5 separate regions of the Homo sapiens genome follow, and regions 1, 3, 4 and 5 are each linked to region 2. The links are chromatin contacts, found by Hi-C or POLR2A ChIA-PET in ENCODE. All regions are on one chromosome and are shown on one strand. Each heading gives the region's core, a stretch centred on a gene start or an enhancer-like site at or near the end of the contact. The rest is flanking DNA. Distances are from core to core; before and after follow the strand shown.

Evidence for each region. A loop is a pair of places that touch in the nucleus more often than their neighbours do. ChIA-PET counts read pairs that join two places held with the same protein, here RNA polymerase II (POLR2A). Pooled maps may share reads with other maps.
Region 1: a loop to region 2 is called in a map of ascending aorta, with 10 times the contacts of the local background. The contact joins the enhancer-like site here to the promoter of ZKSCAN2-DT in region 2. A Hi-C loop is called at or near these places in 2 of 168 maps with a recorded cell type or tissue (ascending aorta and chondrocyte). POLR2A ChIA-PET finds 5 or more read pairs at or near these places in 1 of 52 experiments (H1).
Region 3: a loop to region 2 is called in a map with no recorded cell type, with 4 times the contacts of the local background. The contact joins the promoter of IL21R-AS1 here to the promoter of ZKSCAN2-DT in region 2. A Hi-C loop is called at or near these places in 2 of 168 maps with a recorded cell type or tissue (IMR-90 and naive thymus-derived CD4-positive, alpha-beta T cell), 1 of 37 single-sample maps with no recorded cell type and 6 of 50 pooled maps.
Region 4: a map of IMR-90 shows a loop between it and region 2 (4-fold over the local background). The contact joins the enhancer-like site here to the promoter of ZKSCAN2-DT in region 2. A Hi-C loop is called at or near these places in 1 of 168 maps with a recorded cell type or tissue (IMR-90) and 1 of 50 pooled maps.
Region 5: a map of naive thymus-derived CD4-positive, alpha-beta T cell shows a loop between it and region 2 (13-fold over the local background). The contact joins the promoter of XPO6 here to the promoter of ZKSCAN2-DT in region 2. A Hi-C loop is called at or near these places in 2 of 168 maps with a recorded cell type or tissue (CD4-positive, alpha-beta memory T cell and naive thymus-derived CD4-positive, alpha-beta T cell), 1 of 37 single-sample maps with no recorded cell type and 10 of 50 pooled maps.

The regions. Positions count from the first base shown.
Region 1 is chr16:27,332,955-27,337,816 of GRCh38, forward strand. The region is part of intron 2 of IL4R (interleukin 4 receptor); the gene reads left to right. Among named protein-coding and RNA genes, the nearest start is that of IL4R, 21 kb to the left of the region's middle. Within about 2 kb of position 2,162, at least 2 of the 41 ENCODE cell types and tissues checked have a DNase peak (open chromatin) inside an H3K27ac peak, as active enhancers do.
Region 2 is chr16:25,255,204-25,260,210 of GRCh38, forward strand. ZKSCAN2-DT (ZKSCAN2 divergent transcript) reads left to right here and starts at 2,374. Exons shown (of 1, transcript NR_170220.1): 1 at 2,374-5,007. It overlaps ZKSCAN2 (zinc finger with KRAB and SCAN domains 2), which reads right to left and starts at 2,642. Exons shown (of 7, transcript NM_001012981.5): 1 at 1,526-2,642; 2 at 3-189. The coding sequence starts at 1,924. RefSeq lists enhancers at 2,008-2,568, 2,984-3,303, 3,424-3,503 and silencers at 2,254-2,493, 2,574-2,773.
Region 3 is chr16:27,451,152-27,455,752 of GRCh38, forward strand. IL21R-AS1 (IL21R antisense RNA 1) reads right to left here and starts at 2,242. Exons shown (of 3, transcript NR_037158.1): 1 at 1,946-2,242; 2 at 1,592-1,771. It overlaps IL21R (interleukin 21 receptor), which reads left to right. Exons shown (of 9, transcript NM_181078.3): 9 at 1-891. RefSeq lists an enhancer at 1,650-1,749.
Region 4 is chr16:27,469,462-27,474,456 of GRCh38, forward strand. It overlaps GTF3C1 (general transcription factor IIIC subunit 1), which reads right to left. Exons shown (of 37, transcript NM_001520.4): 30 at 2,287-2,459; 31 at 647-934; 32 at 1-89. Among named protein-coding and RNA genes, the nearest start is that of IL21R-AS1, 19 kb to the left of the region's middle. RefSeq lists an enhancer at 1,861-2,362. Within about 2 kb of position 1,395, at least 3 of the 41 ENCODE cell types and tissues checked have a DNase peak (open chromatin) inside an H3K27ac peak, as active enhancers do.
Region 5 is chr16:28,208,936-28,213,555 of GRCh38, forward strand. XPO6 (exportin 6) reads right to left here and starts at 3,030. Exons shown (of 24, transcript NM_015171.4): 1 at 2,431-3,030. The coding sequence starts at 2,433. RefSeq lists silencers at 1-267, 2,778-3,267 and an enhancer at 2,150-3,148.

The DNA.
Region 1 (4,862 bases), core at 912-3,411, 2.1 Mb after region 2:
CCAAATACTTGGAAATTTTCTGGCTTTCTTCCTGCTAGTGACTTCTAATTTGAATCCATTGTGGCCTAAGAGCATATGTTGTGTGATTTCTAATGTTTTCAATCTCTTAAGGTTGTTTTATGTCCCAGAATGTGGTCTGTCTTGGTGATTATTCCACATGAACCTGAGGAGAATGTATATTCTGCTGTTGTGAGATGTAACAGTCTATAAATGGATACCTCTGTTAATATGACCTCGGGTGACTCTTTTTTTTTTTTTAAGTTGCTGCTTCACCATTGGCTTTTGGAGATTTTGCAGATGATAAAATCCTCAGGACTTTTCTGCTGCTCAGTCAGATTTTCTTATCCTACACTTGCGGAACTGTTGTTTGAAATTGACAAGCAGGATGGCCAACTCTGCCCGGCTCATTTTATTTCATCTTATTGGGTTCAGCCTGCAGTTTTAGGAGATGAGATTGAAGGAACTGGTATACTGGAATCCACGGTGGGCTCGGAAGCAAACAAACGTGGGTTCTGATTCTAGCTCTGACCTTTTACCAGCTGTGGGACCTGGTGGATGGGTTATTTGGCCTCTCTGGCCTCAGTTTCCTTAGCTAGACAGTTGGGATAACAGCCTACCTTTCAGGATTCTTGTGTGGATTCGGTGAGGTAATACTTCTAAAGCACCTAGCAAAGTGTCAAGTACAAGGTAAGTGCTGGGCAAGCAGGGATTTTGTTCACACAAAGCCTTGACTCAACATAAGGAGGCTGTTTCCAATGGCTCTGCTTAACTGAGACCTGAGAGTGATTGCTCCATCTGTGGTGGCATATGGGCTGAAACTGCCTAGCAGCATGTCAGAAGTGGGGTGTTCGCAGGACATCCTTGTCCAGGTTGGCAGTTGAGCTTGGCAGGTGACCGCTGAGACCCCTTCCAACTCCACCACTTCAGGAATCTCTTTTTTTTTTTTCTGAGACAGTCTTGCTCTGTCACCCAGGCTGGAGTGCAGTGGCTCAATCTTGGCTCACTGCAAGCTCCGCCTCCCGGGTTCAAGCCATTCTCCTGCCTCAGCCTCCTGAGTAGCTGGGACTACAGGCACCCGCCACCACGCCCAGCTAATTTTTTGTATTTTTAGTAGAGACTGAGTTTCACCATGTTAGCCAGGATGGTCTCGATCTCCTGACCTCATGATCTGCCTGCCTCAGCCTCCCGAAGTGCTGGGATTACAGGCGTGAGCCACCGCGCCCAGCCAGGAGTCTCTTGATTTAGAATGGGAACTTGAAATCATCTCCTCTTGCCGTGTACTTGAACGCGATAACCTGGCACTTATCTTTTTAATTCTTTTACTCACCTGCATCTTTGTTCTTTTTGCCTCTGATGTTCAGGGAAGCCTCTTCTCCCACTGCATCTGTGATCTCTCCTGAAATGTAGCACCCACACATCCCTGAGAAGCTAGCTGCGGCACGTGTGTGTGCACATGGGCATGCGTAAGTCTGGGCGTGCCTTCCACAACAGATTAAGGATATCAATCCTGACGCCATGCTGGGATGTTTTAGTGAATCTTGACAGGGTTGTTGACTCCCCTGTTTCCCTGGAGGACTTTACCATGAAAGTCTTCTGCTGTGTGACTTTGGACAGGCGTCTTGGCCTCTCTGTTTCTCTTTATTCATAATTGAGGCTAAAGTGACACCTTTGCCATCTCTGCCACAGGATACTGTGGGCATCTGTGTAGTTGTGAGAGTAAAAGTTACTAGGACTTGCCAAGGAAATCAGTGTCAGGAACCCACCACCCCATTCCCGCCCCTCCTTTACTTGAGACTTTACTTTTGTAACTCTCAGCAAGGAAGACGAGTTCAACCTTTGAGCCGATACAGAGCCTTCCCCTAGAGAGAGCTTTGCAGCCTCATGCTGAGCCAGTTAGGGGCCCCACATCATGTCCAAAATGAATTTAATCAACAAACAGTTACTGAACACGTCCTATGTGCCAGGCACCGTTGTAGATACTGGGGACTCGGCAGTGAATGGGACAGACCCTGGCTGTCAGGATGACAGACAATTTAAAAAGGGACAGATGTCCCACGCTGGCTTGTCCTTTGCACCCCTGGCACTTCGTGAGGAGCAGCGGCCAGTTCTTGTATATAGACTGGCCCTTGGTGTACATTTGTCTGACGTTTCCAAATGATGTATGCATCCTTGGCAGGAACCCAGGAAAAGACATGCTGTGCTCTTCTCAGGAATTGTTTCAGGGAGGTGATGTTGGGGATTTGTCCCATTCTTGTTGGTGAGTTTAGATCACTTGGTGAAGGTGGTGTCTGCCAGGTTTCTGTATTGTAACGTTCATTGATATGTATTTTCACTCATTAGTTAATATACAATACAAGTTTTGCAGGGAGTTACTTTGAGGCTGTCATAGTAAAATAGAGCTTTCCCTTCTTCCCTGTTTATTTATTTATTAGAGATGAAGTCTGACTCTGTTGCCCAGGCTGGAGTGCGGTGGTGCGATCATAGCTCACTGCAGCCTCCAACTCCCAGGCTCAAGCCATCCTCCTGCCTCAGCCTCCCAAGAAGTTGGGATTACAGGCACACACCACACTGCACCCGGCCTCCTCCATTTATTGATCTATGTCAATACAGACTCCTGGACTTTAACTCCAAGGGTTACAAGTGGATACCATAATATTCATTTTGATGCTCAAAATGTGCCTGTTTTGTCCAGGTCAGGCTAGCTGCTGAGTACTTCCTTATTGTCTGGCACAAGAATTCCAAGCCTATCTGGTACTTTTCCTTCTCCTGGAATCAGCTATTTCTCTAAGGCGCTCTGGTTCCTTTCAGTACAGAATAGTATTTAGAAGCCAAGACCTGGTCACTAGGAAGGCATGATAATCAAATGTGATGAATGATCTTGGATTGCATCCTGGACGTATAAAGGGCATTATTGAGGCAATTAGCAAAACATAAATAGGGGCCGTGGATGAGATAGTGGTGATGCATCACTGTTAATTTCCTGATTTCGATGGTTGTATTGTGATTATGCAGAGAATGTCCTTGTTTTTCTGACATGCACACTGAGGTATTGGGGTAATTTATTCATTATGGAGATATGTGAGTGTGTTTATGTGTCTCATACACAGATGTTTCTTAATGATGGGGTTTTGTCCCCATAAACTCATCATAAGTTGAAAATATTATTAAGTCAGAAATGTACTTCATACTCCTAACCTACTGAACGTTATAGCTTAACTTAGCTCGGAACACTTGCATTAGCCTACAGTTGGGCAAAGTCATCTAACACAAAGCCTGTTTTGTTATAAAGTGTTGAATAGCTTGTGTAGTTTATGGAATACTGAGAGTGAAAAACAGAATGGTCGTATGGGTGCTCCAAGTACTGCTTCTACTGAACACCCATTGATTTTGCACCATCATAAATTAGGGGAAGAGAGGAAAAGCACGCGTAAGGGAGGAAGGGCCGGGTACAGTGGCTCACGCCTGTAATCCCAGCACTTTGGGAGACCAAGGTGGGCAGATCGCTTGAACTCAGGAGTTCGAGACCAGCCTGGGCAACATAATGAGACCCCATCTCTATCAAAAATACAAACACTTAGCCAGGCCTCATGGTGCACATCTGTGGTCCCAGCTACTCAGGAGGCTGAGGTGGGAAGATTGCTTGAGCCCGGGAGGTGGAGGTTGCAGGGAGTCGAGGTTGTGCCACTACACTCTAGCTTGGGTAACAGAGTAAACTCTGTCTCAAAAAAAAAAAAAAAAAAAAGGAAAGGGAGGAAGGGAAGGTCCCTCCAGGTGGAGGGGACAGAGAGAGAAAAGGCATGGAGGTGGGACTGAGTTTGGTGTGTTTAAGAAGTGCAGGTGGCAGCCGGGCTCAGTGGCTCACGCCTGTAATCCCAGCACTTTGGGAGGCTGAGGCAGGCGGATCACCTGGGGTCGGGAGTTCAAGACCAGCCTGACCAGCATGGAGAAACCCTGTCTCTACTAAAAATACAAAATTAGTTGGGTGTGTGGCCCATGCCTGTAATCCCAGCTACTCAGAAGGCTGAGGCAGGAGAATCGCTTGAACCTGGGAGGCGGAGGTTGCAGTGAGCCGAGATCGCGCCATTGCACTCCAGCCTGGGCAACAAGAGTGAAACTCTGTCTCAAAAAAATAAAATGAAATAAAATAAAATAAAATGTTAAAAAACAAAAAAGAAGAAGTGTAGGTGGCAGGCGTAGGATGCATGGGTGCTGGGCCCAGGTGGAGAGGGAGGTGGAGCCCTGCTGGGGGGAGGGCCTTCAAGTGTGCCCAAGTCACTCGGAGAGCATCCAGCAGGGGCCTAGAGCTCCTGAGGTGGCCTTAAGTTCTTATGATGCCCCAGACACTGCACACAGTGCTTCAGAGGCAACACCTCCGTTCCTGTTTGCTGCAAGCCTGTGAGGTTAGCCTTGGAACCATTCCTGTGCCACAGAAACACAGCCAGAGCACCAAAAGAGAAATGCTGTTAATGGCAAAGAACTACTCACTAGCAGAACAAAGCCTGGGAGCTGCTTTTTTGAATAAGATCCCAGGAGAGAGACCCAAGCGGGAAGTGAAGGATGGGCACTTGAAATGTTGCAGGGAATATAACCCAGCGCGTGCTGTTTTCTTTTTTTCTTTTTCTTTTTTTTTTTTTTCTCTTTTTGCAACAGGGTCTCACTGTGTCGCCCAGCCTAGAGTGCAGTGGTGCCATCTCGGCTCACCACAACCTCCACCTCCTAGGCTCAAGCGATTTTCCTGCCTCAGCCTCCTGAGTAGCTGGGACTACAGGCACGCGCCACTACCGCCCGGCTAATTTTTTTTTGTATTTTTGGTAGAGACAGGTTTCACCATGTTGGCCAGGCTGGTTGTGAACTCCTAAAGT
Region 2 (5,007 bases), core at 1,124-3,623:
ACCATTCTTGGGTAAGGGCCGACGTTCTCGCTTTCGGTTCAGCTGTTCCTGGTGTCCTGAGTGGAGGCTTCCAGGTTCCTCCCGAGACACCGCCCTGGGTTGGGTCTCCACCTGCTCTGGCTGGAAGTCTGCCACCTCCCACGCTGCTCCAAGTGGGGAGTGCTTCTCCCGGTGCACGGGACTGCTGACCTGAGAAATGAAGTCAATACCATAAGAGGGAGTAAAACAGGCCCATATCAGGGCGAAATTCTCCCAGGAAAGACATCAAAGAAGGACAGAGACATGAGAAGGAATGAAAATTCCACTCCATTCCCAGTGGAGTCTCTGAGAGCGCTGGGCTGAGAGTACTGTCCAGCAGTCTGGGTGTAAGGTAACAGAACAGTGTTCTTTTTTCTGAGACAGAGTTTCACTTTTGTTGCCCAGGCTGGAGTGCAATGGCACGATCTTGGCTCACTGCAACCTCCACCTCCCAGGTTCAAGCGATTCTCCTCTCTCAGCCTCCCAAGTAGCTGGGATTACAGGCATGCACCAACACAACCGGCTAATTTTATATTTTTTTAGTAGAGATGGGGTTTCATTATGTTGGTCAGGCTGGTCTCGAATTCCTGACCTCAGGTGATCAACATGCCTCGGCCTCCCAAAGTGCTGGGATTACAGATGTGAGCCACCGCGCCTGGCCAGAATAATATTTAATACTAAACAGAGAAGGAAATCTGTCAGGAGTGAAAGAGCCTCCTTGTTGCTAGAATAGATATTATTTGACTCTATATCTGTTACGTTCGCAAAGAAGTTACCAGGACATGAATATATACAGTAGTGAAATGAAAACTTACAAAATTAATATCCACATCTATCTGTCTATCCCTGACCAATACAGCAACCTGCTGATAGATCTCTACACAATGCAAGTCTGATGCAAGGTGAAACCGCAAATCTTGCAAATGCTGCAGGATTTCACGAGGTTCATGAAAGTGAGGTTGAAGAACAACTAGAAGAGCATGCAAGCCACTGAGAAATGAAGATGTGGCAGTTAGACTGGAGGAGAGTGACAGAAATGAAGGCATGAGAGCACTTCAGAAGACACTGAGTGCAACAGTAAAACGCTTGGAGACGGCTCTGGGATAACGGATGAAGTCTTTTTTTTTTTTTTTTAAAGGGGGAACAGAATAGCCTTTTTTGATCAAAATGCGTAAGTGAACCTCTGTGACGCAAAACCATATTGTTCTCTTATATTGTTTTGTTGCAAACATTATGCCAAAGATGACGATAAATGCTTAGGTGAATAATGTCTGGTTTCCATTGTAAGATAATATTTCAATCAAAGCTTTTATTTTTCTATTTCATGTGAAATTCTGATCCCCTTTTAAGTGGATTCACTTAAAGTGAAAAGACCCCCTTATAGGGTCTTTTATTAGTACCATTTATCTTTCTCTGAAGAGCACGTCTTTCTGCAATACATCCCTGCCCACATGCCTTTCCCATTCCCTTTTTTCTAAGTACAAAAATTTGGAAAATCCTCTCTCACCTGCTGTCTTAGTCTTCCAGTCTCTTTCTCCAAATGCACTACCAGGGCCACCGCTTCCTCTCCACTTTGCGGACACTGCTTCTGTGCCCAAGCCTGAATCTTCTCGGGTAAAATGGTGAGAAACTGCTCAATCACCAGCAGCTCAAGTATTTGCTCCTTGGAACGCATTTCTGGCTTCAGCCACCGGCAGCAAAGTTCCCAGAGTTTACTGAAAGCTTCATGGGGTCCAGTCACATCCTCATAACAGAATTGCCTGAAGCATTTGCGGAAGGTCTCAGAGCTATCCGATCCTTCCAGAATGGGCTCTGATGCCCACTCAGGGTCCTTTTCCACCTTCATTATTAGGCATCCCTCAACCTCCAGGGGCGCGTCGATCTGAGAGTCGAGGGCGACAGCCATGCTGCAGCCCAGGGGTCAACTTCACGTCTAGCTCAAGGTGGGGACCCAAAGAAGACTCCAAGCGCTCCCTGCTTAATGTTCCTGGGAGTGTGATAAGGTACGGAGGTAAAAACGGCCAGGTCGGCAGGAACAGGGTATTCCAGGCTGATTAATCAAATCTATGCCAGGCCCTTGAAAAGGTGAACGTATACTCTAAGATGCAAAAGCCTGGCCTCTTCTCCAAACAAGATGTGACCGCGCAATGTGGTTTTCCAGAGTGCATCCCTCTTAGTGCAAAGTCGGAAACCGGGAGGCTGGACGACTGGGAGAAAAATGAAGCAGGCTGAGGAAAGGCTGGGCGGAGGCGGACAGCCGGGCCGGGAGGGGGTGTGTCCGCTACTCCCGGGTCGGGCGCGGAGAGGCGAGTCCCCGAGTGGGTGGGGCCGGATGTGCAGGCCCCGCCCGGCGCCAGGTTCCGGGCTCGGGTCACCGCAGCACGTCCAGGCCGCCGCGGGTGCCGCTGGGGCCGCCGGATTCCGAGAGCGGCGCCGGGCTCTTTCGGGCCCACGACGGCCCCGACCGTCCTGAGGAAACCGCTGCCGCCGAGGAAAGGCCGCAAAAACTGTTCCGCCCGGAAGGGAGAAGAGCTGCGGGGCGAAGCCAGGGCTCGCAGGGGGCAGCGGCAGGCTGCTCGCGTTCGGCCTCGTCCACTCGGCCCGCGGAGAGCGCGGGGGGCGCTGGGAACCGCAGTCACGCATGCGCCGCCTGCCACCGAGCGCCGCGGGGCCCGCGCGAGGCGTCCTGGCGGGCGAGGGGCTGGGGGAGGGGGGGGGGGCCGTGCGGTGGACTCTCGCGAGAGCGCGCGGCGCGGTGACTCGTCGCTGAGGGACTTTAAGATTGTAGAGGGGCGCGGAGGGTCCTCCCCGGGGCGGAGGGACACAGAGGGATTCTAGGGAACCTGCCGTCGCGAGTCCCGCTTCAGGCGGAGAATCTAGGCGGCGGCGGGGCCTCCCTGAGGCGGAGGAGTCGGCACCGGGGCCTGGCTGCCGGGGAAGGAGAGCACGGGAGCGGGGACTCCTGTGTCTGGCGGAGGGACACGGCGTTCCGGTGGAGGGATCTGTTCCTTGTACCTGGTCCAGGGTTGCGGTCGGGGATGGAGCGGTTACCCCGACCCTGCGGGACCTTCTTCCTCTGGCGGAGGTGCACGGCGCGGCGTGGTGTTTTTCTGGCGGAAGTATCTGTGCGTGGCCCCAGGCCCTTCCCGGCGCGGTCTCATCTGGGGCCACTTGTTGGCCCTCGCGTTGGGGAGGTTCATGTGGTGCATCCTGATGAGAAGGGGGGTCACAGGGGTCTCGGGGCCAGGGTTCAGCCAGCCAGGCCCCAGCTTGCTCTCTTCTGGTGCTGCCCCTGTCCCTGAATTCATAGACCCGGCTTTCCCTCTCTTGAGCACCTACTATGTGCCAGGCTGCGCTTTGCGCATGTAGCAGAGGCAACAGTGTCACCTGGGAAGCTGGTTTCCCCCAAAGGAACTCTTGTCTGTCCGTTGTTGCAGAGCCAGCGCATGAGACCAAGTGTGAGTATCAGGCAGTGCAGCCTTCATTCAGTGGCCATGGAATTGGAGAAGTGGGAGGGTAGCTCGCAAATCAAGCTCTCAGCTCTTGGAAACTGAGAAGTTACAGGTAATAGGGAGTGTTGACGAAAAGTAAAACCGTGCAAAATATTTGAAGAGATTTATTGTGAGCCAAATACGAGTAACCACAGCCTGTGATACAGCCCTCTCGAGGCCCTGAGAACATGTGCCCAAGGTGGTCGGGGTGCAGCTTGGTTTTATGTTTTAGGTTGGCATGAGACATCAGTCAAATACATTAAATACATTGGTTTGGTCCAGGAAGGCGGGACAACGCAAAGGGGTGGGGGTGGGGGCTTCCAGGCTATAGGTAAATTTAAATATTTTCTAGTTGACAATTGGTTGAGTTTGTCTGAAGACCTGGGATTGATAGAAAGGAAGTGTTCAGGTTAAGATAAAAGATAGTGGAGACTAAGGTTCTTTTGAAGTCTTATGGTGGCTGCTCTTAGAGATAATAGATGACAAATGTTTCCTATTCAGATCTTCAAAAGGTGTTAGACTTTTAGTTAATCCGTTTAGGATTGGGAGGGCCTGGAAGAAAAACATCTAGCTATGTTAATAGATGTTCTTTACAGATGCACATTTTACCCCACAAAGGATAGCTTTTGGGGGAAAATGCTGTCCTTTATGGAAGAAATTGCAAAATAGGGCAAGGAAACATGTTTTGGGGTAAAATATTTTGACTTTCTTTTTGTCACGTAATGTTATGCCAGAGTCAGAATGGAAAGTAAGTCATCATATATAGGATTAAATAAAACCCATCTGATGAGAATTTATGGTTTGTAGGTCATGACTCCCCAGATCCCTTAGATAGGAATTTGGGCAGGATTAAAAAAATCAAGAGTTTAGGCTGGTCGTGGTGGCTCACGCCTATAATCCCAGCATTTTGGGAGGCCAAGGCAGGTGGATCGCTTGAGGTCAGAAGTTTAAGACCAGCCTGGCCAACATGGCGAAACCCCGTCTCTACTAAAAATACAAAAATTAGCTGGGCATGGTGGCACACGCCTGTGATTCTAGCTGATTGGGAGGCTGAGGCATGAGACTCAACTTGAACCCGGGAGGCGGAGGTTGCAATGAGCTGAGATTGTGCCACTGCACTCCAGCTTGGTTGACAAAGTGAGACTCTGTGTCAAAAACAAAACAAAACAGAAAAAAAAAACAAAAGAATCAGAGCTTAGTCGTCAGGTGTCCTTAATGAAGGGGCTGGGCATTAAGAGCAAGGCGAGGAGGCAGAAGGAAAGCTTGAGCCCAGGAATTGGAGACCAGCTTGGGCAACATGGTAAGACCCTGTCTCTAAAAAAAATAAAAATTAAGAACAAGAGGAGGAATATTCATGTTTTTTCTTGGGAAGGGAGGTAGATTTTCCTGGAATCAAGGAGCTGCCCCTTTTTTTGTCCTTTTTTTGGTCTCTTCGGGTCATCACGGTGATTGTCAACTGTCATGGCAACCAGTGGGAATGTCATTTAGTACTGAAGTT
Region 3 (4,601 bases), core at 992-3,491, 2.2 Mb after region 2:
GGGACTCTTGGGTCCAGATGTGCTGTGGTTTTCACACCTTCTTGGGGGCAACAGGTTCCAGGAGCCACCTGTGGGTGCCACCTGAGCCACAGGCTCCCAGGAAAGCAGCACAGCTCTCCTGCACCCAGAGCTTGCTGGGTGGCGGAGGGGAACACAGATGGTTGGGGAAGGCCTGAGGCCAGATTGGGGGACTCTGGACTGGGGCAGATGAGGCTCCTCAGAATCCCACCTTTGAAGGGAACTCAGCTTATAAACACAGAGGAGCAAAGTTGGAGGGCCGGGCGTAGTGGCTCACACCTGTGATCTCAGCACTTTGGGAGGCCAAGGAAGGTGGATCACTTGAGGCCAGGAGTTCGAGACCAGCCTGGGCAACATAGCAAGGCCCCATCTCTACAAAAATTATTATTTTTTAAAAAAATTAGCCAGGTGTGGTGGTGCTTGCCTATAGTCCCAGCTACTCGGGAGGCTAAGGTGGGAGGATCGCTGGAGCCCAGGAATTTGAGGCTGCAGTGAGCTGTGATTACACCGTTGCACTCCAGCCTGGGTCACAGATCAAGACCCTGTCTCTTAAAAATAAAAGTTGGAGACAAGAGCTGGCTCACCTGAAAGGAGGGATTAGTAGGTAGGAGGGTGGATGGAGGATGGATGGATGTGTGGGTGGATAGGAAGATGGTATTAAGTTGGTGCAAAAGTCTTTGATATTACTCTTAATGGCTTTAATAAAAAGCTTGAAGGAAGAATGATTGGTTGGATAGACAGAGATAAATGCATACTGGAAACAAAGATAAAGATAAAACACAAGTTATACCAGGCCAGCAACTCTATTTTGTTCACTGCCTTTAGTCCCAGCCTGGCACATAGTAGGCACTCAATAAAGCCTGATTTGTAGCATTTGCTTATTTCCATGGTGTAATTTCATGCTCCTGATTTGAGTCTAAACACAGAGTTGGGAAGAGATATGCACAATCTGCCCTCCTGGCTGGTATGAGTGAGTCCCAGCTCACCGATGGTAGCCCAGAGAGAACATCAAGAGGAGTAGGGGGCTTCAGGGAGGAGGTGGTGTTGGTTGGACTTCGAAAAATGAATAGGAGGCTGGGAGTGGTGGCTCATGACTGTAATCCTAGCACTTTGGGAGGCCGAGGCGGGCAGATCATTAGAGGTCAGGAGTTTGAGACCAGCCTGGGCAACGTGGTGAAACCCAGTCTCTACTAAAAATACAAAAATTAGCTGGGTGCGGTGGCGGGTGCCTGTAACCCCAGCTACTCAGGAGGCTGAGGCAGGAGAATCTGAGAGATGGAGGTTGCAGCGAGCAGAGATCACACCACTGCACTCCAGCCTGGGTGACAGAGCGAGACTACGTCTCATAAAAAAAAAAAAAAAGGAAAAATGAATAGGCGTTGTTACATGTACCAGCTATTTGGGGCAGAGGGAAGAGCTTGGACAAAGGCCTGGAGGTACGACCAAGGGTCAGGAGCAAGTGGGACAGGCGCTCCTCGCCCTCCAAAGACCAGGCCAGAATTGCTGACAAGACTCACTGAAGAGGAAGGGGGACCGATAGCAACGTCACTTTCCCAGCTGCCGCATTCCTCACCTTGCCGTCTGCAAGCTCTGAGGGGCAGAGTCATCCGTCTGACAGATGAAATGAAGGCACAGCTCAGGCTGGTGACCTGCCTGAGGTCACACACTGAATGAGTGGTCGGAGCTGGAACCAGAACTCTGGGCTTCTGATGCCACTTTCAGCTCTTTTTCACCTTGCTCTGCTGGAACGTACCTAGATCAAGAGGTGAGGAAGGTTTAGCAGACGCCGTGGGTGCCTGCTGCATCTGCCTGTGCAGCAGTTTGGAGACGTGGCTGACCCCAGCTCTGGGAGTGGCTATGTGAACCAGGCCTGCCCAGTAGGACATTTCTTCCCCCTGGCAACAGTACAGTTTAGGGACAGACATACCCTAGCTGGTCCATGCTCTCTTTCTGCTGGGATTACTAAGCTGTAAGGAGGGTACTGGGAGGGGCAGCAAGAAACACACAAGAAAGCAGAGCTGAGAGATGGTAATAGCTCTTGAGATCCCGGATCCAGCCATGCCTGAAACCACGTTTCTCCTGGACCGTTTAGATACATGAGTATGGAAGTCATTATGCTGTTCACCATATGCTGGGCACATGGCAGGATTGTACATCCTGACCCTCTGTAGCCAGATGGGGCCATGTGACTGGCTGGGACTGGGCAGTTGTGAGCAGAAGTGATAAGTCTCACTTCTGGGCAGAGCATTTTTCAGATGGCTACCACACCCCCTGGGGTGTTTTTCCTCTGTCACAGAGACAGATGATGATGGTGACTGCTCCATCTGCCTGGGCACCTGGGTCCTTGAGCAAGGAGATACGGACTGAAGTTTCAGTTCACTTGTGATAGACGTGTATCGTGAGCAAGGAATCAATCCTTTGTTGTTCTAAGCTGCTGAGATGGGGCTGTTTGTTACCACAGCATAACCCTGCCTACCCTAGCTGAATCAATGAGCTGATAAATTTCCTTTTTTGCTTAAGCTGGTTTGAGGTGGGTTTCTGTCCCTTGCAGCAGAAAGTGTTCTAGCATTATTCTGATATTATCCCCACAGTAAGGACTCTCCTTCTATCCTAAGGAAGGACCTTGTATTAGTCCTTGTGTCACTATAAAGAAATACCAGGCTAGGCTGGGATCACGCCTATAATCCCAGCACTTTGGGAGGCCGAGGCAGGCGGATCCCTTGAGGCTAGGAGTTCAAGACCAGCCTGGCCAACATGGCAAAACCCTGTCTCTACTATAAATACAAAAATGAGTCTGGCATGGTGGCACATGCCTGTAATCCCAGCTACTCAGGAGGCTGAGACACGAGGATCACTTGAATCCGGGAGGCAGAGGTTGCAGTGAGCTGAGATGGCGCCACTGCACTCCACGCTGAGCGACAGAAAGATCCTGTCTCAAAAAATAAAAAAGAGAAATACCAGGGTCTAGGTAATTTACAAAGAGGCTTAATTGGCTCTCAGTTCTGCAGGTTGTGCAGGAAGCATGGCACCAGCATTTATTCTGGGTGAGGCCTCAGGAAGCTTCCAATCACAGCAGAAGGCTAAGGGGGAGCCTGCGTGTCACCTGGCAAGAGTAGGAGGAAGAGAGCAAAGTGGGAGGTCCCAGACTCTTTTAAACAACCAGATTGGCTGGGCACGGTGGCTGACGCCTGTAATCCCAGCACTTTGGGAGGCCGAGGTGGGTGGATCACCTGAGGTCAGGAGATCGAGACCAGCCTGAGCAATATGGTGAAACCCCATCTCTGCTAAAAAAAAAAAATACAAAAATCAGCTGGGCTTGGTGGCTTGTGCCTGTAGTCCCAGCTGCTTGGGAGGCTGAGACAGGACAACTGCTTGAACCCAGGAGGCAGAGGTTGCAGAGAGCCGAGATCACACCACTGTACTCCAGCCTGGGCAACAGAGCCATACTCTGTCTCAAACAAAACAAAACAAAACAAAAACAAACAAACAAACCCACCAGATCTCCCATGAAGTGACTGAGCGAGAACCCACTCATCACCAAGGGGATAGTGCTAAGCTGTTCAGGAGGGTCTGCCCCCATGAATCACCTCCCCGCAGGTCTCACCTCCAACGTTGAGAATCACAGTTCAACATGGGATTTGGAGGGGACAAAGAGCCAAACCATATCACCCCATTCAAAGGGCCCAGAAGACCAGGCTCCAAGGGCAAGTCATTTGCTGTCGCTGCGCCTCAGTTTTCTCTTTTATAAAGTGGAGGTTAGGAATCAGCCTCTTGGCTTGCTCCAGGAATGAAAACAGAGGGTGGAGCAAGCCCTTATTAGATGTCAGTTGTCTTAGTGTTTTTGTTTGTTTTTTGTTTTTGTTGTTTGGTTTTTAGACAGAGTCTGACACTGTCACCCAGGCTGGAGTACAATAGCGTGATCTCTGCTCATTGAAACCTCCGCCTCCCAGGTTCAAGCAATTCTCCTGCTTCAGCCTCCTGAGTAGCTGGGATTATAGGCACGTGCCACCACACTTGGCTAATTTTTGTATTTTTAGTAGAGACGGGGTTTCACCATGTTGGCAAGGCTGGTCTCGTACTCCTGACCTGAAGTGATCTGCCCGCCTCAGCCTCCCAAAGTGCTGGGATTGCAGGCGTGAGCCACCACGCCCGGCCAGAGGTGCGTTGTCTTTCTATCATCACCTTGAGCTAGGCTCCAGGTCAGAGGAGAAGAGGGCTGTGGCCCCAGCCCTTCCCAATCTCCTTCCCAGAGAGTTCATAAATGCTTCCCTCCAGATGCCTTGAAGCTTGCACTGCTTTCTGCTGGGATTCAACGAACACATAACCCCAGCTCTCCAACCATCAACAGTTCCTGCGAGATCTCAGCCTGGGATGCTGTCTGGGGGTCCCAGATGCTCTAACAAGGGAAGGAGACAGAGGGAAGTGAAGGCCCAGAAAAAGGCAGTGATTTGCCTGGAGTCCATCATGCTCTGCCCCATTCCTGAGCTCCTTTTGGTCCCCCCGCTGGAGGTGAAAGCCCCTTCCTCCCTCCTATCTGGGGATGTTGTTTGCCTGAGCCCGGCTGCTGGCCCCATGGTATGGCA
Region 4 (4,995 bases), core at 145-2,644, 2.2 Mb after region 2:
CCTCCATGCTCCGGCGCTTGCCCCCTACACCTTCGTCCAAGTCATCCTCTTCATCCTCGTCATCCTCCAGGCTGCCGTCCTTCCCCAAGCTAGAAGGGAATTGTGACCTGGATACCTGAGCATAGGCCAGCCAGTTGCTACTGCAGCCTCTCCCCTCCCTCAAGAGGCCTCTGTGGCTGGGCTTCAGCAGTGGCCCCAGCAACTGGCTATGCTTCATTACCAAGGCTGGTGTGGATGGCTGCCCCAGATCCATCCCCTTTCCCACCTTCCCGTGCACCGCGCTCACCCCTTGTCACATAGCTGTATCTCTGTGGGGACTGTTCCTTTTGCCCGTCTCTCAGCCCAGAAAACACCCATTTCCCCAGGAAGCCCCAGTTCTGTTGCGAGGCCCTCAGGAACAGTCCTCCCTTCTCTTCCCTGCCCCTCCCCTGCCCCGCTGTGCTGCGTCCTTCTCTTTGGCTGATTCCCATAACACCTGGGAGGCACCAGCAGAGGACACCTTAGACACCGGCCTATAATCCCCAGTCACTCATCTGCAACTCCCATCCCACAAGCTCCCAGAAGGCACTGCTGACCCCTGCCCGTCTGTATCTGGCCAATGCCTAGCACGTGGCCAGACCTGATGCTGCGGATGCCGGACTCTTACCTTTTGATGACCTCATTCTCCACCATTGAGCTGTCTACCACGATGATCTGCTCCGGGATCCTGACATCCACAGAAATGAGGCCCAGAGAGAAGAGGGTCAGGACGGCCACACAATTTCCTCCAGGGCCGTCCAGTGAAAAGGCCACCATGTCGTTTGTGGGCTCGTTATTATCCTGGTCTTTGAAAGAGAAACGATCAGGCTGGTCCAACTTGCCGGCAGCCCGCATTCTGTCCAAAAACTGGAATGACTCCGTGCAGATGGTGCTTGGAAATCGCCACGTAAAAATCCTACAGACAAAAAGAAAGGAAGGGCCTGACTGAGGGCCAGCTGTGGGAAGCCTTCATTTGGATGGACTATGAGCACGTCAAACCATTATGGTGAGAACTAAGCAAAACGCCCCACTTCTTCCCTAAAGCTCTCTGTCCCATCCCAGATGAAGGTGCTGCATTCCCACCTAGCGGTGTTTGTGTCTCTCTTCCCCGCTTGCCTGAGTACCTTCCGGGCAGAGTCCTGTCTCCTCATCTAATTCAATGTGGCCTCACCTGGCGCTCCAGGAGGGCGCTGGCAGGCTCACCTTACAGGGGCTCACTGTACACAGCTGCTGAACTAGGGATGGTGAACACGCTTTCTGTAATAATAGTCTCCGCACAAAGCCAGCCCTGGTCTTACACATGTGCCCAAGCTGTCTCCACGCAGTGCCTGGTGAGTCACTTCCCCGGCTCTGTCCAGAGAGCAACATTCCATGACCCTGCTACCAGGGTCAGAGGGAGGGACCAAAAAGGCCTTCCTTGTCTGTGACCACTGCCCTCGGTTCAGATGGGGACATGCGGTCAGAGCAGTGTCTCCGTGACAAATGGCCTTGTTGGATTTGGGCACGTATCTTCTGCTGCCACACCTACTTCCCAGAGGCCTGAGGGTCATTCGGGGTCAGGGTCTGGGGAGGAGGAAGTGTCTGCCGTCGTGGGGAAGGGATGGGATCAAAGAACCAAAAGAAGATTCATGGTGCTGTCTCTGAGCATCTGACTGCAGCCCCGTGCAGACCTGAGTGCGGGGAAGGAGAATGGTGTGAAGGGGAAGCCGTCAAGACGGCAGCTTAGGAATGTTCTCAGGGACTCTCTGCGTGTGGTCAGGAGGCTGGTGGTGCAACGCCCTCTGCGGCATGAAGCCACACTGCAAGAGCGCTTCAGGAGGGAGCCCCAGGAGGATGCCTGTCTGAATGCACCTCCGCACCCCAATCCTGCACTGGCTGTTGGTGCTGCGAATGGGCCCAGGAGGCTTCCCAGGTCTCAGGGCTACGCGGAAGAGGGACTGAGGCTATGCTGGAACAGGAGGGTGGACTTCCAGCCAGGCCAATTATTAAATGCAAACTGATTTCACTCCATCTGACGAGAGAAACGGAAACAAACCACCTGCAAAATGGTAACGCCGCCAACACAAAGAAGCTGCCAGCGCTCACCTGATCCCCATACCACGAAGGAGGTAAGGGGCTGCAGGAAACCCAAGCCGGCATCTTGCACATGAGGCTGCGAAGGTCCCTGGCTCCTACACGCTTTCATGGCCACAGTGCTTCCTTTGCTCCTCTTTACAGACAGGGCGTGGCTCCACCTCGGAGTACCCAAGGCTCCTGACAGGTACTCACCTGTAGTAGGTCTGGGATAGCTGGTAGGACATTGGCACGAAGGGGAGGGCCCGGTTCTTCTTGGGGCCCAGCGTGTGGTTGACCCGGCGCCGGTTGACCAAGCTCCTCTTCTGGCACTCCATGAAGGCCTTCACAAGAACGTGGTCCTTGTACTCCCGATAGAGGCGGAAAGTCTGCAACACAGGGCGGCGAGGGTGAGTAGGGTTCTCCAGCCGGCCACGGAGAGGGCTGGGGTATGTGGAGGCAGAGGCTGCGGCTGATGCTTTATAGAGGAAGTGACCGATCGTGGGAGGCCCAGGCTGGCGTATGTGTGTGTCAGTGAGTGTGTGTGTGAGTGTGTGTATCAGGGGGAGGGGTGCTGAGGAAGTCAGCAATCCCAATTCTCGGACCACCACGTCACACTTCCAGAGACCACAAAGGACAGGGAACTGACGAGACAGGGGGGCTATTCACTCCCAAGCCGATTTCTTTTGGATGCAGACAGAGGGAATCAACACAGAATCATCTCGTCTACCACTCTGTCCCTTGGCCTCCCACCCAGCCAAAAGCACGTCAGGTGGGCTCTACCTTCCAATGCATCGGGTTCGTGCCACCTGCACTGGCCCATCTAGTCTATGCCACTGTTCTTTCTCACCATGGTCCCCAGCTGACTGGTCTCCCTCCTTCCCCATGTCACTTTCCCCAATCCCTGACCATTCTCCACAGCAGCCAGAGTAATCCTTCCATGCCTAAATCAGACCACACATTCCTGCCCTGCCTCAAAACCCCCAAGGACTTCCCTCTGCAGATGTGACCACAACCAGTCCTTCACGACAAGGAGCCTGATAAGTGGGACCCTGCCCGCCCAGCCACCACTCTGGCCTCACGTCCCCCAACACCACCCCTCGCTCACTGCCCTCCAGCCTCCTGGACCTTCTTACATTTCTTGAAAAAGCTGAGGCATCCTGCCTTGGGGCCTTTGCCCTGCCGCTCCCCTAAATCTTTGCCTGGCTGATTCCTCAACATTCAGGGCTCAGCCCAAATATTTCCCCTCAAATAACAAATCCCTCTCCATTCTCCTCCTCTGAGGTCAATTGCCTTATATTATCCTGTTTTATTTTCTCCATAGCAGCCACCTGAAACAATCTCATTTGCTTACTCATTGTTTGGAAGTCCCAGGAGAACACAGATTCAACTCCTTTTTTTTTGAGCCAGGGTCTCACTCTGTTGCCCAGGCTGGAGTACAGTGACACCAACATAGCTCACTGCAGCCTCGACCTCCTGGCTCAAGCGGTCCTCCTGCTTCAGCCTCCTGGGTAGCCGGGACTACAGGCACTATGCCTGGTTAATTTTTGTATTTTTTGTAGAGATGGGTTTTTCACCATGTTGCCCAGGCTGGTCTCAAACTCCTGGCCTCATCCTGCCTCAGCCTCCCAAAGTGCTGGGATTACAGGCGTAAGCCACCATGCCTGGCCTAGATTCAACTCTTGCTGTTGCCACCCCAGTGCCTAGGCGGAAGGAAGTACCTCTGCTGGACATGCCATGGTGACTTCATGGCTCAGCCTGCTAAGTCTCATGGACCTGGGCCCCGCCTAGTGAACAAGCAGCTCAAAGGACTGTGCAGTCAGCAGAGTCTCTGTTACTCCAAGCTTCTGCAAAGGGCAAGCAACCAGCAGTTCCTGAGTATCTAGCATTTGCCATCCTCTGAGAGAGCTCCTATAGGACTGTCTCCTCAAAAGCACTGGCCAAGAAAAATCCCTGTCATGGTCTAAGGATTTTAGGTGCTGCCCCCAGGACCTTCAGTGACAGAGGAGGCTGAGGCACATGGACTTTAAGTGATCCTCTGAGGTCACACTGTCAGGCAGGGGTGGGTCAGAGGAGAGAAGAGCAACCTCACCACTGCACCTTCCTTCCAGTGGAGGGACACAAGGGGACCGGGGACCGGTGCGGTGGTCAGCTGGGGCTCTGGGGCAGCACCCAGGTGTTCCCTGGAGCGTATCTGAATGAAGCCTGTGCAACTTGCTTCCTCTAGACAGCACCTGTGCGCCAGTCCTGGGCATGCAGACCATCAGACCTTATGGGGGAACACTCTCCATGTGGTGGGCGGGAGAAGCTGGGAGTGGCCATTACACCATCATCCTTCCCTAGAGCACTGGAGGGAAGCTGCATCTCACTCCTTGTGACAAGCCTTCTGTGACTTTGCTCTTCTCTTCCATTTGAATATAACTAGCGAATGGGTGTATTCCCACATAACAGGATAGGAGCGCTCAGGCCATGTGTGGTGAGTTGGGGGGTATCGTCCACCCACTCACATTTCCAAGAGGCTGGGCTGTCACAGGCACAGTGAGCCCACCTGCAGCCTTCCACTGGCTTCCCGGAACCTTGAGGGGAGCCTCGCGGGGTCCCCTATGGGGCTCTGACATTGCTGTTGGCCTTCCAGTCCTCACTCAAGAGTCACTAAAGAAGTGTCCTGTTTCCTGCTCGGGGAGGGAGGCTACGCAGGCCGGTGGTCTTTCTAAGGTGACTTTCCATGCCCCTGGGGGTTAAGGCAGAGTGACTAGGCCTTCGGTACCACACATCAGAGCCCAGGTGCCACCTGGAGATGGAACTGGAACTGGAGGAGGAAAAAGCCGTGGGAATAATACTGGGGATGGGCCTGGCTAGAAGGCAGGGGGCCCAGCTTTTGCCGTTGGGGCTGGGCTTTCTTGTTTGGAGGTGGGGTACAGTGGG
Region 5 (4,620 bases), core at 1,780-4,279, 3.0 Mb after region 2:
CAGGTATCCACCGAAGGATGAAAGGATATATGAAATGCAGCACATACTCACAATGGAATTCAGCTTTCAAAAGGAAGGAAGCTCTGACACACGCCACCACACGGATGAAGCTTGAGAACACTGTGCCATGTGAAATAAGGCAGTCACAACAGGCCAAATACTTCATGACTCCACTTACATGAGCTACCTAAAGTAGTCAAATTCATAGAAATAGAAACTAAAGTAGGGCAGGGGAGAGACTGAAAAAAGACGGGTACAGGTTGTTTTGGGAAAAAACCTTTGGAGATATATGGTGGTGATCGTTGCACAACAATGTGAATGTTCTTAATTTCACTAAACTGTACACTTAAAAATGGTTAAAATGGCTAATTTTAATTATGTATATTTTACTACAATTAAAAAACAAAACTTAAGTATATTGAGGCCGGGCGCGATGGCTCATGCATGTAATCTCAGCACTTTGGGAGGCCGAGGCGGGTGGATCACCTGAGGTCAGGAATTCAAGACCAGCCTGACCAACATGGTGAAACCCCATCTCTACTAAAAATACAAAATTTAGCCGGGCATGGTGGCGCATGCCTATAATCCCAGCTACTCGGGAGGCTGAGGCAGGAGAATCACTTGAACCCGGGAGGCAGAAGTTGCCGTGAGCTGAGACTGCACCACTGCACTCCAGCCTGGGCAACAACAGCTGAACTCCATCTCAAAAAAAAAAAAAAAAAAAGCATTACTGAAAGAATAAATGAAGGAAGGAATGAGTGCTACTTTCATTAGCCACTAAATGTTATACCTCATACCTCTAGATTACTCTTTAGAGAAATCCTATCCCCAAATTTCATAGTTGAGGAAATTGGAACTGAGAGCTTAACTGATTTGCCACAATTCATACTGTGTAATATATATGTTAAAATACATAGACTCAGCTGTGCACGGTGGCTCACGCCTGTAATCCCAGCACTTTGGGAGGCTGAGGAGGACGGATCACTTGAGCTCAGGTTCAAGACCAGCCTGGGGAACGTGGTGAGACCTCATCTCCACAAAAAATTAGCCAGGCATGGTGGCACTTGCCTGCAGCCCCAGCTACTTGGGAGGCTAAGGTGGGAGGACTGCTTGAGCCCAGGAGGTCGAGGCTGCAGTGAGCCATGAACGTGCCACTGCACTCCAGCCTAGGAAACAAAGCAAGACCCTGTCTCAAAACAAATAAAAATAAAACACATACACTATACGTATAGCATATACTGTACGGTGCTGCTCAGCATTAATGGTGTACTTTACCCAGCTGGTTGTAAGCTCCATATCTCAGGACCTACACACTACCCACAGGCCCCTTGAATGTTTCGAAAATTCCACAGGCCTTAAGGTCTGTATCACAAAAGATGCAGCTATGTCCCTTTCTCTATTATACCACTAACTTGGCAGGGGTAAAATGGGTGAAACTGAGGAGAACAGCTCCACTCCTCGAGGTGCTCAACCACAGGCTAGGTGATCCAGTACTTACCAAGGGCTTACTATGTGCCAGGAGCTGGAGCAGATAAGGGTTCAAACAATTTGGTCTTTGAAGGAGCTGTGTATACCGCAATAGACAGATAAGGCTCAGAAATAATTACAAGAGCAAAAAGGCAAATGCTTAACAAAGAGATGTGGGTACACACATTTAGGGGAGTATTGAAAGTATCGGTCTAGAAAACGTGGAGATGTGGATACACAAAGAGATGTGAGTACACACATTTAGGGGAGTATTGAAAGTATCGGTCTAGAAAACGTGGAAGGTAGCTTCAGCAGAGATCAGAGCATGTAGAATAGCAGCCTCAGTGTCAAAAGATCACGACCATTCCTGACTTTGCCATCACCTGTGCAAGTGACCTCTGTAAATCGCTCTGTTTCCTCATATATAAACCTACAGCTAGATGAGATGTTTCTCCTACAATCACCCAGCTCTCTAAGTGTATTAGAGATGCCTAGGTTCAAAGTCAGATGCCTAGGTTCAAATCTTAACACTGTTAAAAAGTCGCTTGACCTTGAGCTGGGGAATTAATTGCTCCGTGCCTCAGTCTCCCCACTTCCGAACAGAGGGCTGGTGTGATCATTAAATACTACTGCACTGTCAATCACTTCGCGCAGGGCCTTGGCAAGTAGTAAGCCCTCAATAAACGATAGTTATTATCCGGAGGAGCTGCAGGAGGCAAACACCAGATGCAAGGGTTGTGCCTGCTGCGCTCCCAGGGCCCTCCCAGGCCTGAGCCATCATCCCTGGGGGGATGGGAGCGCAGGGCCGGGGCTGCACACTCTGCACGCATGTGTCACCGGCCAGGCTCCGCACGCGCCTCTCCCCGCCATGGGGAGAGCAGCGATGGCTCAGCAGCCCCGGGGCCCATTCCCACCCTTCCGGTAGGGCACCCCAGGAGGGAAGGGGGCTCCAATTCCACTTACCATGCTGGCCGGGGAGGGGGCGGCTCAGATGAGCTGGTTCTTGGGCTTCGGACACGTCCCGCTCGCACAGTTCAGGTCATGGTCCCGGCAGACTCGGGAAGTCCCCCACCCATGCAAAGACAACCCCTTCCCCACCGGGCCCCGAGGGGACCCTCTAAAAAGGGCAGGGCCGCCCGGGTCGCCTCATCGGGGGACCCCGAGACAATTCATCCAGACCCACCCGCCCCTCCCCAAGGAAACTGAAAAAGCAGGAAATGAGGCTCGGATGCCGGCGAGGAGGGCAGCTGCTCGGGACCCCCGCCCGGGCCCGACCCCCGCGGGGGAGGCTGCGGGCCCAGGCAGGGGCTCCCCGGCCTCCGCGGGCAGAGGTGGCGGCGGCCCCGGCCCCGAGGCTGAACGGGCGGAGGCTGACAGGCCTCGACCGCGCGGCCCAGGCGGCCGGCTCAGGGGAGAGGCCCGGGGGCCCGCGCTGTCCTCGCAGCCTCAACCCACACGGCCACTGCCGCCGCCCCCTAGAGCATCCTTGCGCGCGCCCGCCCTGGAGCCGCCCGCTAGTACCGCGCGGCCGCCCCCGACCAACAGCCCCAACGCGCCGGAAGTGGCGAGCGCCGGGCGGCCCCACAGCGCGGCCGCCGGGCTGCGGCGCTGGAACCGGACCAATCCGGAATCGAGCGGGGCGAGCGGGGGGAGCGGGCGGAGGGCGGAGGGCGGGGCTGCACCTGACGGCTCCCACTGGCCCCGCCTTCTTACCACGCCCTCTCTTGCCCCGCCCCCTGCGCCCACCGCCCGTGCGTCCACGCGGGCCGGCAGCCATCTTGGTAAAGGGAGCCCGGGCTGCCATTTTAGTAAAGGCGTGGTTTCCCTTTCGCTTTTTTCGCCCATTCATTCCGCTAAAATTTTAGTGAGTGCCTTTTACGGGCGGAGCATCGAGCTGGCAGCGTGACGACACGCGGCCCTATGGAGCTTACATTCATGCAGTCCACACACTCTTGCCCGACTATATTCCAGGCCCTGCTGTGGATGCTAGGACAGGGGAGATAAACGTAACTTCGATAGCCAAGGTGCTGAGAGAGGCAGAGAATGTGTTGGATTCCTGTTCCCATCCTCCAATCCACTTTACTCGTGAAAGTGCTCATCTTTATTTTGTTTTATTTTTGGGGACAGGTTCTTGCTCTGTTGCCCAGGCTGGAGTGCGGTAACACAATCATGGCTCACTGCAGCCTCAACCTCCTGGTGCGCCACCATGCCCAGCTAAATTTTTTTATTTTTTGCAGAGGTGAGGCCTCCTTTTGATGCTTGGGCTGGTCTGGAACTCCTGGGCTCAAGCAGCTTTCCTGCCTCAGCCTTCCAAAGTGCTGGGATTACAGGTATGAGTCATCCAGCCAGGCTGAAAGTGCTAATTTTAAGAAACAGTCAGGAAACTATCCCAAACAGCTGAGGTTGAGCCCGCGGGTGTGCCTACTACATAGATTGGAGCAAATCTATGTAACCCAATGGCCCTTGTCAACCTTAAATAACGAGATTGAGAAAATAGTATTTAAGTATAGGGTTTATTCAAGCCCGAAGCTTGAAGATGGCCCACCAGAAGTATAGTCCAATTAGTGGCAGTTACAAATGGGGTTTCCTTGTTTGTTTGTTTGTTTTTAAGACAGGGTCTTGCTCTGTCGCCCAGACTAGAGTGTAGTTTGTTGTTGTTGTTGTTTGAGACGGAGTCTCGCTTTGTCGCCCAGGCTGGAGTGCAATGGTGCAATCTCAGCTCACTGCAACTTCCGCCTCCCGGGTTCAAACGATTATCCTGCCTCAGCCTCTCGAGTAGCTGGGACTACAGGCACCCACCATGATGCCCGGCTATTTTTTTTATTTTTAGTAGAAACGGAGTTTCACCATAGTGGCCAGGCTGGTCTTGAACTCCCGACCTCAGGTGATCCGCCAGCCTCGGCCTCCCAAAGTGCTGGGATTACAGGCGTGAGCCCTCCCGCCTGGCTTCAAGTGGGTTTCTAAGGAAAAAAGAGGCATAACATAAGGTTGAATAGGAATGATGAGAAAGGGGGAAAAAATAACATAAGCTATTGCCTATACATTGTTCTTTGTATCACAAATTTCAGGAACCTGAAGGAAATGGGGGAGGCAGCTAGTCTGGAACAAAATATCTTTAAACAATTGTCCCCGAGCATGTGGAGGTGGGAGTGT